Regions from separate parts of the Homo sapiens genome. Here region 1 is linked to region 2. A link is an interaction called in ENCODE POLR2A ChIA-PET data of the cell type or tissue named here. Cell type or tissue: OCI-LY7. All regions are shown on one strand. Links, peaks and the distances in the headings refer to the core of each region. The heading gives the core; the rest is flanking DNA.

Region 1 (8,341 bases), core at 335-8,334, 280 kb after region 2:
TGAGCCACCACGCCCAGCTAATTTTGTATTTTTAGTAGAGACGGGGTTTCTCCATGTTGCTCAGGCTGGTCTTGAACTCCTGACCTCAGGTGATCCACCCACCTTGGCCTCCCAAAGTGCTGGGATTACAGGTGTGAGCCACCGTGCCTGGTCCTGAAACTTTCTTTTAGCATAGGCCACCATGCCCTGCATGTGACCCTGATTGAAACAAACAGGGAGGCCAGGAGTAGAGGCTGACGCCTGTAATCCCAGCACTTTGGGAGACCGAGGCGGGTGGGTGGATCACGAGGTCAGGACATGTAGACCAGCCTGGCTAACATGGTAAAACCCTGCCTTTACTAAAAATACAAAAAATTAGCCGGGTGTGGTGGCACGCACCTGTAGTCCCAGCTACTTGGGAGGCAGAGGCAGGAGAATTGCTTGAACCCTGGAGGCAGAGGTTGCAGTGAACTGAGATTGTGCCACTACACTCCAGCCTGGGTGACAGAGCGAGACTCCATCCCAAAAAAAAAAAAAAAAAAAAAAAAGAGATAAGGATGTGTAATCATAAGACAGTCATCTATATTCTGTTCTGTAGTTTATGAGCTATCCTGGCTCTGGAATAGTCTCTGTCTATTACATAGACTCTGGCCAAACCAATCAGACCTTTTTTAAAAAAAAATTAAATTTAAATTAAAAATAAATTAAAATTAAATTAAATTAATTTTTTTCCCCCCAGAGACAGGATCTTACCCAGTCACCCAGGCCAGAGTGCAGTGGCACTATCATACCTCACTGCAGCTTCAAACTTCTGAGATTACACTTTCCTCCTGTCTCAGCCTCCCGAGTAGCTGGGACTTTAGACATGCCCCACCACGCCTGGCTAATTTTTAAAAATTATTTTTTTGTAGAGAAGAAGGTCTTACCATGTTGTGCCCAGGCTGGTCTCCAACTCCTGGACTTAAGCAGTCCTCTTGCCTTGGCCTCCCAGAGTGTTGGGATTACAGGTGTGAGCCACTGAACCTGGCCCAGACCTTTTCTTGTTAGAAGTTTGGACTTTGCTCCTAGTTCAAAGGGAGAGTCCCACTCCTATAATTCTCAGTCTCTTTTAACAGGACAGGTAAAAACGTATGTTCTTCTGACAACAGAACTTCAAAATATATGAAGCAAAAATGTGCAGAAGGGGAGACGTAAACAAATCCACCACCATATTTGGGGATTTTAACACCCTAAAAATTTATTAAGGATATCAAAGATCTGAATAACTCTATCAACCAGCTTTTGCTAACTGACATAAATAGAATACTACCCTCAGCAACTATTAAAAAAAATGTTCTTGGCTGGGCAAGGTGGCTCATGCCTGTAATCCCAGCACTTCGGGAGGCCAAGGAGGGCGGATTGCCTAAGGTCAGGAGTTCGAGACCAGTCTGGCCAACATGGTGAAACCCTGTCTCTACTAAAAATACAAAAAAATTAACTGGGCGTGGTGCCATGCACCTGTAATCCCAGCTACTTGGGAGGCTGAGGCAGGGGAATTGCTTGAACCGGGGAGGTGGAGGTTGCAGTGAGCCCAGATTGCGCCACTGCACTCCAGCATGGGTGACAGGGCAAGACTCTGTCTCAAAAAAAAAAAAATTCTTTTAAAATGCACAAGGAGGATTCACCAAGAGAGACCGTATACTGAGTCAAAAAATAAGTCTCTAATTTCAAATGATGAGAATGTTAAAGAGTATTATGTTCTCTGACAATACTATAATTAAATTAGTAATCAATAATAATAGCATAGCTAGAAAATCTCCAAGTGCTTGGGAATTAAATGGCACACTTCTTTATTATCCATGTGTCAGGTAAAATCACAAGCAATATTAGAAAACATTTGAAGTGAATGATAATAAAAACGTATTGAAATTAATGGAATACATCTAAAGAGCTTTGGGGAAAAGTTTTCATATTAAAGGCTTACTGTAAAAAAGAAGAAAGTTTTAAAATCAATCAATCATTTAAACCAGGAGTTGACAGACTTTTTGTGTAAAGCTCCAGGTAGCAAATATTGGAGGCTTTGTAAGTCATGTAAGTCTGTCATATTCCCCCTTGCCCCAACCATTTAAAAATGTAAATATCAGGCCAGGCGTAGTGGCTCATGCCTGTAATCCCAGCACTTTGGGATGCTGAGGCAGGTGGATCAGTTGAGATCAGAAGTTCAAGACCAGCCTGACCAACATGGTGCAACCCCATCTCTGCTAAAAATACAAAAGTAGCCGGCATGGTGGCATGCGCCTCTAATCCCAGCTACTTGGGAGGCTGAGGCAGGAGAGTTGCTTGAACCTGGGAAGCAGAGGTTGAAGTGAGCCAAGATCACACCACTGCACTCCAGCCTGGGTGACAGAGTGAGGCACTGTCTCAAAAACAAACAAAGAAACAAACAAAAAACCATTTTTAGGTAGGAAGCAATATATAAAGACCATGGGCATCATTTAGTATTTTGGTGAACCCTGATCTGTGTTTCCATCTTAAGATTCTAGCCGGGCGCGGTGGCTCACCGCTGTGATCCCAGCACTTTGGGAGGCCGAGGCAGGCGGATCACCTGAGGTCTGGAGTTTGAGACCAGCTTGACCAACATGGAGAAACCCTGTCTCTACTAAAAATACAAAAAATTAGCCAGGGGTGGTGGCGCATGCCTATAATCCCAGCTACTTGGGAGGCTGAGGCAGGAGAACCGCTTGAACCCAGGTGGCGGAGGTTGCAGTGAGCCAAGATTGCACCATTGCACTTCAGCCTGGGCAACAAGAGTGAAACTCCATCTCAAAAAAAAAAAAAAAGATTCTAGAAAAAGAAGAACAAATCAAACAGAAGCAAAGAGGTAAAGATAATAGTTAATTTAAATAAAAAATGGGCCAGGCACAGTGGTGCATGCTGAGAGGCCAAGCTGGGCAGATCACTTGAGCTCAGGAGTTTGAGACCAGCCTAGGCAACGTGGTAAAACCTCATTTCTTTTTTTTTTTTTTTTTCTGAGACAGAGTCTCGCTTTGTCACCCAGGCTGGAGTGCAGTGGCGTGATCTCAGCTCACTGCAAGCTCCGCCTCCTGGGTTCACGCCATTCTCCTGCCTCAGCCTCCCGAGTAGCTGGGACTACAGGCACCTGCTACCATGCCCGGCTAATTTTTTGTATTTTTAGTAGAGACGGGGTTTCACCGTGTTAACCAGGATGGTCTCAATCTCCTGACCTCGTGATCCACCCACCTTGGCCTCCCAAAGTGCTGGGATTACAGGCGTGAGCCACCACGCCTGGCCGGGGACACCTCATTTTTACAAAACAAAAGCCAGGCATCGTGGTGCATGCCTCTAGTCCCAGCTACTTGCGGGGCTGAGGCAGGAGGATTGCTTGAGCCTGGGAATTCGACGCTTCAGTGAGTCGTGTTCACGCCACTGTGTCGTGGTTTGCTTGCTACAGCCTCCAAGTCAAGGGAGTGTGAGCTAGGACTACAAGCAGGCCCTACCACACCCAGCTAATTTTTATCTTTATTTTGTTGAGATGGGGTCTTGATATGTTGTCCCGACTGGTCTCAAACCCATGGCCACAAGTGAGCCATCTTGACCTCTCAAAAGTTCTGAGATTACAGGTGTGAGCCACCATGCCCGGTCCAAAAATGGTTCTTTGTAAAGGTCAATAAAATGGATAATCTCTAGCTAATCAAGAATAAAAGGAGAGAAGACAGTTTACCACTACGAGGAATGAAGAGAGGACATTTCTACAGATCCTGCAGATATTAAAAGAATATTACATGTAACTTTGTGCTACTACATTTGGCAGCTTAGAGGAAATAGGCAAATTCCTTCAAAGACACAAACTATCAAATATCCCAGGTTACTCGGGAAGAAAGATAATCTGAATCGCCCTACATCTGCTAAAGGAAATGAATTTATAGTTAAAAACCTTCCCACAAGGAAGCTTTATATCTAGATGGCTTTACTGGTGAATTTTAGCAAATATTTAAGGAGGAAATAGAGACGATTCTGTGCAAACTTTTCCTGAAAAATAAGAACACACTCCAATTCATTTTATTAGGCTAGCATTATCTCCAGGCAGACACTATAAAATGAAAAGAAAACTACAGATCAATATCCCTCATTAACATAACAAAAATGTTTAACAAAATATTAGCAAAATATAATTTAGCAATATATACAAATTATAAGACATGATCAAGTGGGGTTCATATCAGGAATGCAAAATTAATTTAATCAAAAATTAATATAATTCACAGATTAAAAAAAGAAAAGCCATACGATTTTCTCACTAGTTGCAGAAAAAGCATATGATAGAATTAAACATCCTTTTATGATTTTTTAAAAAACCTCATCAAATTGGGAAAGACGTAAACTTTCTCAACCTGGTAAAGAAAATCTATGGAAACCTATAACTAACAGATAAGATTAGGAACAGGGCAAATATGTCTGCTGTCACCACTTTTAGTCAACATTTTCCTGGAGGTCCTAGCAAGTGTAGTAAGGGAAAAGAAATATAAAACATGTAGATTGGAAAGGAGGAAATACAGATGTTACAGACAACATGGACTGTATTTATAGAAAATCTTAAGTCATCTATACTGAAAAGCTATCAGAATTAATAAGTGAGTTTAGCTAGGTTGTAGGATACATGGACAATATACAAAAATCAGTTTTATTTGTACATACTCATAAACAATTGGAAAATGGAAAATGCCATTTATAACAGCATCAAAAAACATGAAATACTTAAGGATAAATTTAACAAAATATGTATAAGACCTATATACTTAAAGTGCACAACATTGCTAACATAAATAAGATATAGTTATTTGGGAGACAATTTTCCATGGGTCTTTTTTTTTTTTTTTTTTTTTCTTAAGAGACAGGCTGTCACTGTGTTGCCCAGGCTGGAGTACAGTGGTGCACTGCAGCCTTGAACTTCTGGCCTCAAGCGATCCTCCCATCTCATCCTCCTGAATAGCTGGGACTACAGGTGCACGCCATTGCACCTGACTTCTTCATGGGTCCTTGCATTTCTGTACCTCTTACCAGTGAGGCAGTGACAGCCCTTTTGTTTTAAATGATCTTTTCAAGGATATGTGTATAGCAAACAGCCTGGGATGATATAGCATCTCCCTCTGTAGCAAAGGGCAGATTTGCTTATTGTCCAGTATAATAAAGATAATATCTCCCTCTGGGCAAAGAGCAGGTTTGCTTTGGCCCGTTATAAAAGATTTGGGTTCCCTGGCTGGGCGCGGTGGCTCACGCCTGTAATCCTAGCACTTTGGGAGGCGGAGGCGGGCGGATCACGAGGTCAGGAGATCGAGACCATCCTGGCTAACATGGTGAAACCCTGTCTCTACTAAAAATACAAAAAATTAGCCGGGCGTGGTGGCGGGCGCCCGTAGTCCCAGCTACTCAGGAGGCTGAGGCAGGAGAATGGCATGAACCTGGGAGGCGGAGCTTGCAATGAGCCGAGATCGCGCCACTGCACTCCAACCTGGGCGACCGAGTGAGACTCTGTCTCAGAAAAAAAAAAAAAGATTTGTGTTACCTAAGCTCAGGGTTCCTAAGTTATGATACAAACCTACTGCATATGTGGCATCTACCTGGACCCCCCTGTGTCTTCCCTGCGGGACTTGGGGGATATGGGGGAACTGATACACACATAATGCTCATGTTCCTTGCTGTACTGTGAGTCAAAAGTCCTTTTGTCTCTGACACATGACTACTGTGTCTTCTGCCGGTATCCATGGAAGATTACTAGGCTACTTTGTTAGCTTTCAAAGAGAGTTGAAAGTCTCAGACCCTCACAGTTCTTGATAGTTTTGGCCATGAGGATGGGGTGCTGACAGGCATGGCATTCTGAAGGAGGAAGGATGAGGGCCTCTTGGGCTAGGTTAGGAGATATGAAAATTCTCTCTGGCATCTGTTAGTGAATGGTCTCACCCAGGTGGTGGGCAAGGGCAGTGGGGATGGGGAGAATGAAAGTCCTCCACTGTTCTACCTGTTAATGAATAATTTAGAGGCTTAGTTGAGAGGTAGGATTGAAACATACCACCTGAATGGTGCTTTGGTTGTTGTACACTCAACTTCATGGCCCCTGCTCTGCTGAAAGGCAATGTGGCTATAGCTGCTGAGTTAAGGAGCCCTCAAAGCAGAACATATGGTGTCCACAATAAGGATATAGAGCTTTAGGTGGATTCAAAACCTTAGAAGTTTGGTTGAGCTGCAGGGGTTAATGCTTGAAAATGAAAGTAAATGCAAGCTTTGCTTACTGCTCTAAAGCCACAGTCTCCCTCTGTGGCCTGACCTCTCCCTCCTCCTACTCTTTAATTTCAGGTGCTTTAAAGAGAAAGATTAATAGGGGTTGGGCTGATGTCTGTGTGTCCTTATGGGGACCAAAGGCCATACCCCTATGTCTAAATATGCTGGAAGAACTTCAGGGAGAGGAAGGAGTCAAACTTTTATGGTTCTGTTGGATATAGGAACTAAATCATCATTCGTTGGGGGTAGTATCCAGATTCAACTCTTGGGGTTTGGGGAAGAAAGCTAGTGTGACATTGTGAGTGGAGCCCTTTGTTGTATATTGTTGTTGTGATTGTCATTGCTGATGTATATTTGATGTTGATACTTTTACATTCTTGTGCTGTGAATTCCCATAAGTGCCAGAGGGGATTCTTTGATCAGGAAGAGCGACATAAAGAAGTGCTAGTACTTTGGTGTCCCAAAACCCTAGTGAGTCCTTTAAGATGTTATAAGTGACTGATAACTTCACAGTATACATAATGAATTCATCCAATTCAATAAGACTGTAAACCTGGTATTTTTTTTTTTTCTTGAGAGAGAGTCTGGCTCTGTTGCCCAGGCTGGAGTGCAGTGACGTGATCTTGGCTCACTGCAAGCTCCGCCTCCCGGGTTCACGCCATTTTCCTGCCTCAGCCTCCTGAGTAGCTGGGACTACAGGCACCCACCACCGCGCCTGGCTAATTTTTTGTATTTTTAATAGAGATGGGGTTTCACCATGTTAGACAGGATGGTCTCGATCTCCTGACCTTGTGGTCTGCCTGCTTCGGCCTCCCAAAGTGCTGGGATTACAGGCATAAGACACCGCGCCCGGCCAAACCCAGTATTTTTAAAAGAAAAAAAAATTTAACAGGAACTTGTCAAAGGAAGATATACAGACAGACAATATGCACATGAAAAGAGGCTAGAGTCATTAATCATCTGGGAATTGCAAATTAAAAACACAATGAGATATCACTTCACATAGGCTAGAATGGCTGGAGTTGAAAAGACCAACAGAAGACTGACAATACCAATTGTTGGTGAGGCTGTGCAGCAGCTGGAACTCTCATACATTGCTGGAGGGTGTATAAAATGGTACAGCTAAGTTGGGAAATAGTTTAGCAGTTTCATGCAAAATTAAAAATAAACTTACCATGTGATTCACCTAGAAGGAATTGCCAGATCTTCTAGATATTTACTCAAAAGAAATGAAAAACGTATTTTCTGAAAAAACTTGAACCTAAGTATTTATAGCAGTTTATAGCAGAATTATTCATCATAGTTCCAAACTGGAAACAGTCCAAATGTCCATTAACAGATGAATGCATATACAAATTGTGGTCAATTTGTACAATGGAATATTACTCAGCAGTAAAAAGGAATAGAACTACTAATAAGTAAAACGATAAAGATAAATCTCAAAAGCATGCTGAGAGAAAAAACTCATACCATATGATTGCTTTATGTCATAAGTACATAATATATTATTCAATTTAAATGAAGTTCTGGAATGAGCAAAAAGACAAATAATCTTTAGTGATAGAACAGACCCACTTCTCAAAAGAAACATTTATGTGGCCAAAAAAACATGAAAAAAAGCTCAACATCATTGATCATCAGAGAAATGTAAATGAAAATCACAATGAGATACCATCTCATGCCAGTCAGAGTGGCGATTATTAAAAAGTCAGGAAACAATAGATGCTGGCAAGGCTGTGGAGAAATAGGAATGCTTTTACATTGTTCATGACAATGTGAATTAGTTCAACCACGGTGGAAGACAGTATGGTGATTCCTCAAGGATATAGAACCAGAAATACCATTTGGCCCATCAGTCCCATTACTGGGTATGTACCCAAAGGAATATAAATCATTCTACTATAAAGACACATGCACACATATGTTTATTGCAGCACTATTTACAATAGCAAAGACATGGAACCAACCCAAATGCCCATCAGTGATAGACTGGATAAATAAAATTTGGCACTTATACACCATGGAATACTATGCAGCCATAAAAAGGAATGAGATCATGTCCTCTGCAGAGACATGGATGAAACTG
Region 2 (8,335 bases), core at 1-8,000:
CAGCCTCTTGAGTAGCTAGGATTACAGGCATTGACAACCCTGCCTGGCTAATTTTTGTATTTCTTGTAGAGACAGGGTTTCGCCATGTTGCCCAGGCTGGTCTCAAACCCCTGAGCTCAAGCGATCTGCCTGCCTTGGCTTCCCAAAGTGCTGGGATTATAGATGTGTGCCATCACGCCTGGCCATTGCTTTCTGAAATGCTTTTTTAAAAATCTAGGTATGTCATGAAAAAATGTTTGATCTAGATGCCCTGAAGAATTTGGGGGATGGGGTAGGAAGCACTCTGTGGCAGGAAAACAAGGGTTAAAGTGTATGTGATAGCTTAGACAGCTCGTATTCTGTGAAGCCTCTCAGGAAGAAGTTAGACAGTCTCTTCTGGGCTACCATAGGATTCTAATCCGGCACTTACTTATTTCAGCAGCATTAATTCAACCAAGAATACGTTGAGAGCCTCCTATGGTCTCCAGTTAATAAATTGTGGCCCAGCATTTAGCATAGCACTTGGTGCGGTGTAGGTATTGAATACATACTTGTTGGTGAAAAGAAAGAAACATAGTTAGGTAAGCAGGTATCAGAATCTGCTGCAAAAATATCTATTCCCAGACTTTTCTATTCTATTCCTAGAATGATTCTAGTTCTTTGAATCATTTTTTTCAGTAAATGAAAGAACTAAAAGCAACTCAAGAAATTGATGTGAGCCTGATTTGTGGGAAAGTTGTGGTAGAATATTTATCTTTTTCTAAGATCCTCTCATTGAATGTTCTCTTTATTAAATTTGAAATTATATTCTCAATATAAGCATTTCCTATCTATAAGATAATATTAAGAAGCTGGTATATTTACTCCAAACATTTACTGAACCCCTACATTTACTTCGTGCTAGGAATTGCAGCAGGTACTGGGAAAATAAAAATGACTAAAACACCCTGACCATCTTTAAGGAGTTGGAGATGGAGATGACAGATAAACAGGTCATTGCAGTACAACGTGTCAGGCAGGAGTGCTATGGGACCACAAAGGAGAGGCACTTCATCAGTTAAGGAGGGGACATGAGTGGAAATAGGTAATACAGGAGGAGAAAAGGGGTTTCTGAGAAAAGATATCTGGGACACATTGAGTTTAAGGTACATGAGCAACTTGCAGGCAGAGAAGTCCAGCAGACTGTTCAGTATGCAGTCTGGAGCTTAGGAGAGTTATCAGGCTTGCAAGTGGAGATTTGAGAGCTGTCAACATGTAGGTGTTTGTTTACAGTCCTCAGAGATGATGCCATTGTGGAATAGATCAGTGTTCGTATGTATATTCATGTTTCAGTAGCTGATAGGGGAGGCAGAGTGGTAACAGAAAGAACATGGGTTTTTGAGTCAGAGAGATGTAAGTTCAGATCCCAGCATCTTCTGTTATTGGTAGTGCCGTGCACCATATTAGGTGGGATAAATCTTCTCTTTAAACCTCCTATTTACTTAATTAGGGGATATTATTCTTTTTATTAGCTCTGTTACTTTAGTTGTTAATTAACCTCTCTGAGCTTGTTTTGTTTTTTGTAAAATGGAGCTAATAAGTACCACCGAGAGTTGAAAGGGTTTAAGGAAGGAACCCACAGAAAGCAGCACACACAGAGTCTGATACCCAGGAGCACTGAACACACTCCGATGCCACTCCTTCCCTTTAGGATTCTAAAGTACATACAGACTTTCCCCCTTTTTGTGTTTTGCTAATTGTAGGCTTGACATTTAATTGGGGAGCGTTACTTGGATGGTCTGCTATCAAGGGTTCCTGTGATCCATCTGTTTGCCTGCCTCTTTATTTTTCTGGAGTTATGTGGACACTAATATATGATACTATTTATGCCCATCAGGTAAAGAAATTATCTTTTCTTAACTTTGGTTTAGTTGTTGCTGTTTTTAAAGAACCAAATTAAGGAGAAAGCATTTTTTTCTAAAATTTGTTGTTGTTTTTTAAGAACTTTAAGAACCAAATTAAGGAGGAAGAATTTTTTTTTTCTAAAAAGAAAGTCATTCACAGTTCCATGGCTCCAACAAAATTTTTTTTATGTTTATGTGTGTTTACCAAAATTCAACTCATTTATTTTATTTACAAGCAATAAAGTAGTATTTACTATGTGCCAGGCACTGTTTTAAGTACTTTACAGACTTAATCCCCCAACAGTCTTTGAGGAAAGTACTTACATTATCCTCATTTAACAGAAGAGGAAATATGTGAAGAAGTATTTGTCCATGTCACACAGTTAGTGGGTGGCAGAACTGCGATTCAAACCCAGTGTTCAGAGACTGCTTTTAACCACTACATTCTTCTGTCCCTCTAATCATTGAATTATGCAACTTTTTTACTTGGTGTAGTTAGTGAACATTTTCCCATATTTTTACCAATTCTTTGTCATTGTCACTTTAAGACTATGGACTATGAGATAGTCCATGCCCCAATTTAACATGCCATAAATTCGATGTACCATAATTAAAAAAAAATTCACAGTTTCTCTATTTTGGCTACTTGTTTCTGAGTTTTCACAATTATAAGTAATATTGTTCTAATCATTAATACTTCTTGAATAGGAGTTTTTCAGTTAAATTTTTAGAAGTGGTATTATTGACTTAAAGGATTATATGCATTTTTATAGCTTTTGATATTGCCTTTTTGATAAATTCCATTTTAAAAACTCATTTTTTTCTTTTACATTTATAAACTCTCCCCCAGCTTTAATGAGAAGTAACTGACAAATAAAATTATGCATATTCAAGGTATACAGTGTGATGATTTGATAGTACATGTTCTGAGAATACATTTATAAACTTTTCAAAAAAGTTTTTCTCAGTATTTTTCTGAAATATGATTATATATTCTCAGTCATTTACTTGAAGAATATGTCTGGATTTCATTCTGTTTTCTTCCACTAAACCCCCTATGCCCTGCTACATTTGTAGTATCATGAAAAGGCGGATCTGTAATCAGTCTTACTTCCAAAGTGAAACTTGACTTACAGGTTAGAAGAGATGCCTGTACTTTTTGCGGTAAGGTCTGGAATGAGTGCTTAGGATACCAGTACTCCAATTAGATTAACAACTTCAGGAAAACACCACATACTCATTGGCACTTTTGTGGTTCACATAATAACTATAGACACAGTTTGCACCCTGAAGGTGATTCTAGTATGAAAGGAAAAACAGAAACACCCACAGTCATTGTTATTTGGATTTGGGCCCCAAAAGAGAGCCTGTCAGGTTGCTGTCTGCCGGTAGGTCAGTGCAGAGAGTTCAGCATACAGCCACTGATACTACGTGACCATCATTATTTACAACAGTATATGGAGATGCTTACAAGTAAACTTGCTGGGAGAAACCAGGCAGCTACATGTGGTTATATCATCAAGACCTAGCTCTACCTAAACAGGATTTGATAGGAAAGGCAAGGGATAGGTTGGGCTAGAAGTGGGAAATGAGTGGATGTGGTTAGGTGGTAAGTGAGCATTTTTCTACATCTGTGACTTTTGCAAGATTGAAACTAAAATGTATAGGAGATTATTGAGATTTGAGAACTCTGAGGTAGAGAGGAGCTATGGGAAGAATTAGAGCTGAATTTTAATCCTAACACTAAAAATATGGTTAAGAGTCATTATAGGATTATAACAAATATAATGGTGTATAGAAATGAAGCTGGATGGTGATTTTAGCAGTGGTGTTTAGCTTTGATTGGCCTGCACATTCATTACTGATCAGCCTGTTTCTGAGTTACTGTCATCTTTCACCGCTTATGGTATATCTGCATGTTCTTTAAAAGACAATTTCTTCTGAAAGTAGTTAGTGGTAATTGGTTGCACAACCTTGTGAATATACAAAAAAACACTAAATCTGATACTTCAAAATGTGAATTTTATGGTGTGTGAACTAAATCTCAAAAAACAGTTTATTTTTCTTTCTGATATTAGGACAAAAGAGATGATGTTTTGATTGGTCTTAAGTCAACGGCTCTGCGGTTCGGAGAAAATACCAAGCCGTGGCTCAGCGGCTTCAGTGTTGCAATGCTGGGGGCACTGAGCCTAGTGGGTGTGAACAGTGGACAGACTGCTCCCTACTACGCTGCCCTGGGTGCTGTAGGAGCCCATCTGACTCACCAGGTTTGACCTTTTTCTTATTTGTCCCTCATATTTCCTTGGTATAAATTATAAAAATTATTTAAACAGTATGCCCTCTGTGTTTACCTGGCAAGGAACTTCTTAAACAACTACTTGGCTTCTACTACCTTTAACAGACCCCCCTGCCCTCCGGCCTCAACTTATAAGAAAGCTAGCTCTAGTATTTTATTTTATTTTTAAATTTTTTTTGAAACAGTGCTGTCCAGCCTGTCATCCAGGCTGGAGTGCAGTGGTGCAATCACAGCTCACTGCAACCTCTAACTCCTGGACTGAAGCAATCCTCCCACCTCAGCATCCTGGGTAGCTGGGACTACAGTCATGCACCACCATGCCTGGCTAATTTTTTTTATTTTTTGTAGAAATGGGGTCTTGAGATTTTGCCCAGGCTGGTCTGAAATTCCTGGCTTCAAGCAATCTTCCTGCCCTGGTCTCCCAAAAGTGCTGGGATTACCAGTGTGAGCTACCAACCCCAGCCAAGGTATATTATTTTTTAAAAATAATATAGGCCTAAATCCAAATTTTCCCATCTGATTTTCCTGGAATTACTTCTGATTCATGTCTGGAAAAATTTCAGTGATATCTGAAGCTTGTGGTTTGAGTTGAATTACTCTAAAAGCAAACTGACAGATAAAGCTTTTAAAAAAAAATCTGGGTTTCTAGTGATGGTTAGTAGACTAATTATTCATAAATTTGGTTTCTGCTGGCATAAAGACCAAGGACAGATAAGACATGAAATGCGGAACATGTCAAAGTTCTGCCAGTAGAGAGCAGGAAGCTGTCATTTCAGGATATTCACCCACACCACATCCCCTACCTGTCAGAAACTTATGTTGAGAATCTACATTGTTGACTTGTAAATGAATGAACTAAATCTAATTTTGATTAAATCACTTGCTAATAAATTGACTATATTTTTATATCAGTGTTATTGTTATTTTCATTAAACAGAATCAAAAAGGTATTCATGGTGGATCACCTGAGGTCAGGAGTTTGACCAGCCTGGCCAACATGGCAAAACCCCGTCTGTACCAAAAATATAAAAGTTAGCTGGGCATGGTGGTGGGCACCTGTAATCCCAGCTACTCAGGAGGCTGAGGCGGGAGAATCGCTTGAACCCAGGAGGTAGAGGTTCCAGTGAGCCAAGATCACACCACTGCACTCCAGCCTGGGCGACAGAGCAAGACTCCATCTCAAAAAAAAAACAAAAAAAAAAGAAGATATTCATGAAGCTGTATTTAGATGACTGATTTTATACAGATTATTGCCAATTACTATCAGTATAGGCAAGACTCACATAACATGGTATGAAGGAAATCAGAATCTGATGTCTGTAAAGTAAACCATATGCTGTGTCCCCTCCACTGTTTTCCTCACTGTGAAAACTAAAATGTGAATTGGTGACTTTCCAGGATGTCACCATTTTTCCCTTCAGAATTTCTCAGCATCCCTTTTTGGTCATAGCTCAGCTCCATGAGGGCTGACATTGTCATTTGATTGTCTGGTCTGGATAATGGGTATATGTTAATATTTAAACACCTGAATATTAAATAGTACAGGAAGGCAAAAATTATTAAGACAATCACAAATACTATAAGGAATATTCGGCCAGGCGCAGTGGCTCACGCCTGTAATCCCAACACTTTGGGAGGCCGAGGTGGGCAGATCACTTGAGGTCAGGAGTTCAAGATCAGCCTGGCCAACATGGATAAACCCTGTCTCTACTAATAATACAAAAATTAGCTGGGCATGGTGGTGTGCACCTGTAATTCCAGCCACTCGAGAGGCTGAGGCAGGAGAATCACTTGAAACCTGGGAGGCAGAGGTTACAGTGAGCCAAGATGGTGCCACTGCACTCCAGCCTGGGTGACAGAAGGAAACTGTGTCTCAAAAACAAAGGAAGAAAAAAGAAATACTTGGAGCCCACTTTATATTTTAAATCACATTTATGGTCCTCTGTCCAGTTTTGTTGTTGTTGTTGTTGTTGTTTGTTTTGAAACAGAGTCTTCCCTCTGTCACCCAGGCTGGAGTGAAGTGGCACGATCTTGGCTCAGTACAACCTCCACCACCTCCTGGTTTCAAGCGATTCTCGTGCCTCAGCCTCCGTAGTAGCTGGGATCACAGGCACACGCCATCATGCCCAGCTCATTTTTGTATTTTTTTAGTAGAGACGGGGCTTCGCCATGTTGGCCAGACTGATCGCAAACTCTTGGCCTTAAGTGATCCGCCCACCTCAGCCTCCCAAAGTGCTGGGATTACAGGCATGAGCCACCACGCCTGGCCTCTCTGTCCAGTTTTCGATACAGTGTTTAAAGATGGACGTAGCCTTTTAGTATTTAAAGAGAAAGGAAATCATGATAATTGTAAGTCTGCAGACCACATAATAAAGAATAGTCCCCCATGCCTAAGGAAGATAGGAACATACGTGAGACTTCCTTAGTGTATTTGCAGGGCTACCATGGGGAAAAAGGAGTACGCTTGTTCTAGATTACTAGCAACAGATTTAGGTCTCTAGCTCCCCTTCCCTAAATGTAGGTCCCTGAACAGGAGAGATTTAGAAATGTGGGAGGGCATTTTTGGTTATAATAAACTAGGAGGGGTGACTATATGGATGATGGCCAGATACAGTCAATATCTTGTGCTGCACCAGATTGCCCTGCATTAGAGTTGTCCTGCCCAAATGGGACTTGTTCTCCATTGAGAAACTTTGCTGCAGACGCTAAAACCAGAACTGGAGGGTAGGAGTTGCAGGGAGACAGACTTTAGATCAGTCAGTATAAGGAAGAACGTTCTAAATCGTTAGAACTAAAAACAGTATGGGTTGCCTCACAAGCATTCATGCAACCCTCAACCGAAAATTCTTAAGAAACAGCTTGGATGATTCCAAGTGAAAAATATGGTAAATTTTTCTTTTTCTTTTTCTTTTTTTTTGAGATAGAGTCTCACTCTCTCACCCAGGCTAGGAGGGTGCAGTAGGGTGATCATGGCTTATTGCAGCCTTGACCTCTTGGCCTCAAGCAATCCTCCCACCTCAGCCTCTTGAGTAGCTGGGACTACAGGCATGTGCCTTCGTGCCTAGCTAATTTTTCATTTTTTATATTTGTATTTTTTGTATTTGCTGTTTTCTCCTCCGTGTTAACATGTTTATTTGTTATGACCCAAAGTCCAGACTAGGTATTAATACAACTTTGTATTCCTCTCTTGCAGATTTACACTCTAGACATCCACAGACCTGAGGATTGTTGGAATAAATTTATCTCCAACCGAACACTGGGACTAATAGTTTTTTTAGGGATTGTCCTTGGGAATTTGTGGAAAGAAAAGAAGACAGACAAAACAAAGAAGGGTATAGAGAATAAAATAGAAAATTAATGAATGAAATTTATCTAGGAATTTTTAAAACATTTTTTACAAAATATAATTAGATTTGAATACAAAATCTGATACAATATGTTAAAGAATTAAGAACCTGAAGATGAAGATTTAGAGCATATTTACCTGGATTTTACTTATTTGCTAGCAAAATTCCCCCTTGTCACAGAAACCAGGGACTCTTCAGGATTTGAGATGGCCTTGAGTATTTTAGTTGATACATTCTTCTGCCCATTATAATTCTCACCTGAAGTTATGGGGATTGCACGGGTTTTGGCACTTTAGAAAAAGCCTGATGTGGGTCTTACATAAATGAATGTCTGTATAAGAAAATGGACTCTTTTTTTTAGGGAAAAATAAAAGCAACTATGGGAAGTTGGGCCTTACTGTTCTTTATTGTGACCTTTAGTCACTGCCAAAAACTGTAATTTAGGAAACCAATTCTGTTTTTTTATGTTTTAGGAGAATTTAAATAACCAAATAGAAGTATTTAGCTATTATAGCCACATGTACCACTGTTTACCAACCCTGACTTTTATTTGGGAGATTTGGTCTCTGTGTGCAGTCACAGTGACCAGAACAGACAAGTGGGCAGTCACCAGAGACTACCTTGATTTTCTGTCTATATCTTTTTTATCTTATCCCATTATAGTTTATAGGATAGTGATATTTAAATGTTTACTGTTTTTTCCTTTACCTGCCCTCACCTTCACAATGTTCTCAACACAGTAACCAGAGTAATTCTCTTAAAACCTGAGTAAGGTCATGTCATTCCTCTCCCCAGAACCCTCCAGGATCTCCCTAGGTCACTCAGTACAA

What was found. ChIA-PET counts read pairs that join two places held together with the same protein. Peaks named below come from ENCODE experiments on the same cell type or tissue, not always from the same donor. Only the 100,000 strongest peaks of a DNase experiment are listed, where the experiment ranks them.
Region 1: POLR2A ChIA-PET joins it to region 2 with 5 read pairs; 3 of 35 experiments call an interaction of 5 or more read pairs at or near these places.

The regions. Positions count from the first base shown.
Region 1 is chr4:82,987,676-82,996,016 of GRCh38, reverse strand. The region is part of intron 1 of LIN54 (lin-54 DREAM MuvB core complex component); the gene reads left to right. Among named protein-coding and RNA genes, the nearest start is that of LIN54, 19 kb to the left of the region's middle. RefSeq lists enhancers at 6,002-6,111, 6,162-6,211. In OCI-LY7, for the core only: no CTCF peak of the experiment used is centred there; no DNase peak of the experiment used is centred there; H3K27ac peaks cover 596 bases.
Region 2 is chr4:83,263,380-83,271,714 of GRCh38, reverse strand. It overlaps COQ2 (coenzyme Q2, polyprenyltransferase), which reads left to right. Exons shown (of 7, transcript NM_001358921.2): 5 at 1,722-1,855; 6 at 3,941-4,129; 7 at 7,352-7,891. The coding sequence ends at 7,516. Among named protein-coding and RNA genes, the nearest start is that of COQ2, 17 kb to the left of the region's middle. In OCI-LY7, for the core only: a CTCF peak has its summit at 4,919 (motif pointing right); a DNase peak (open chromatin) is centred at 4,894.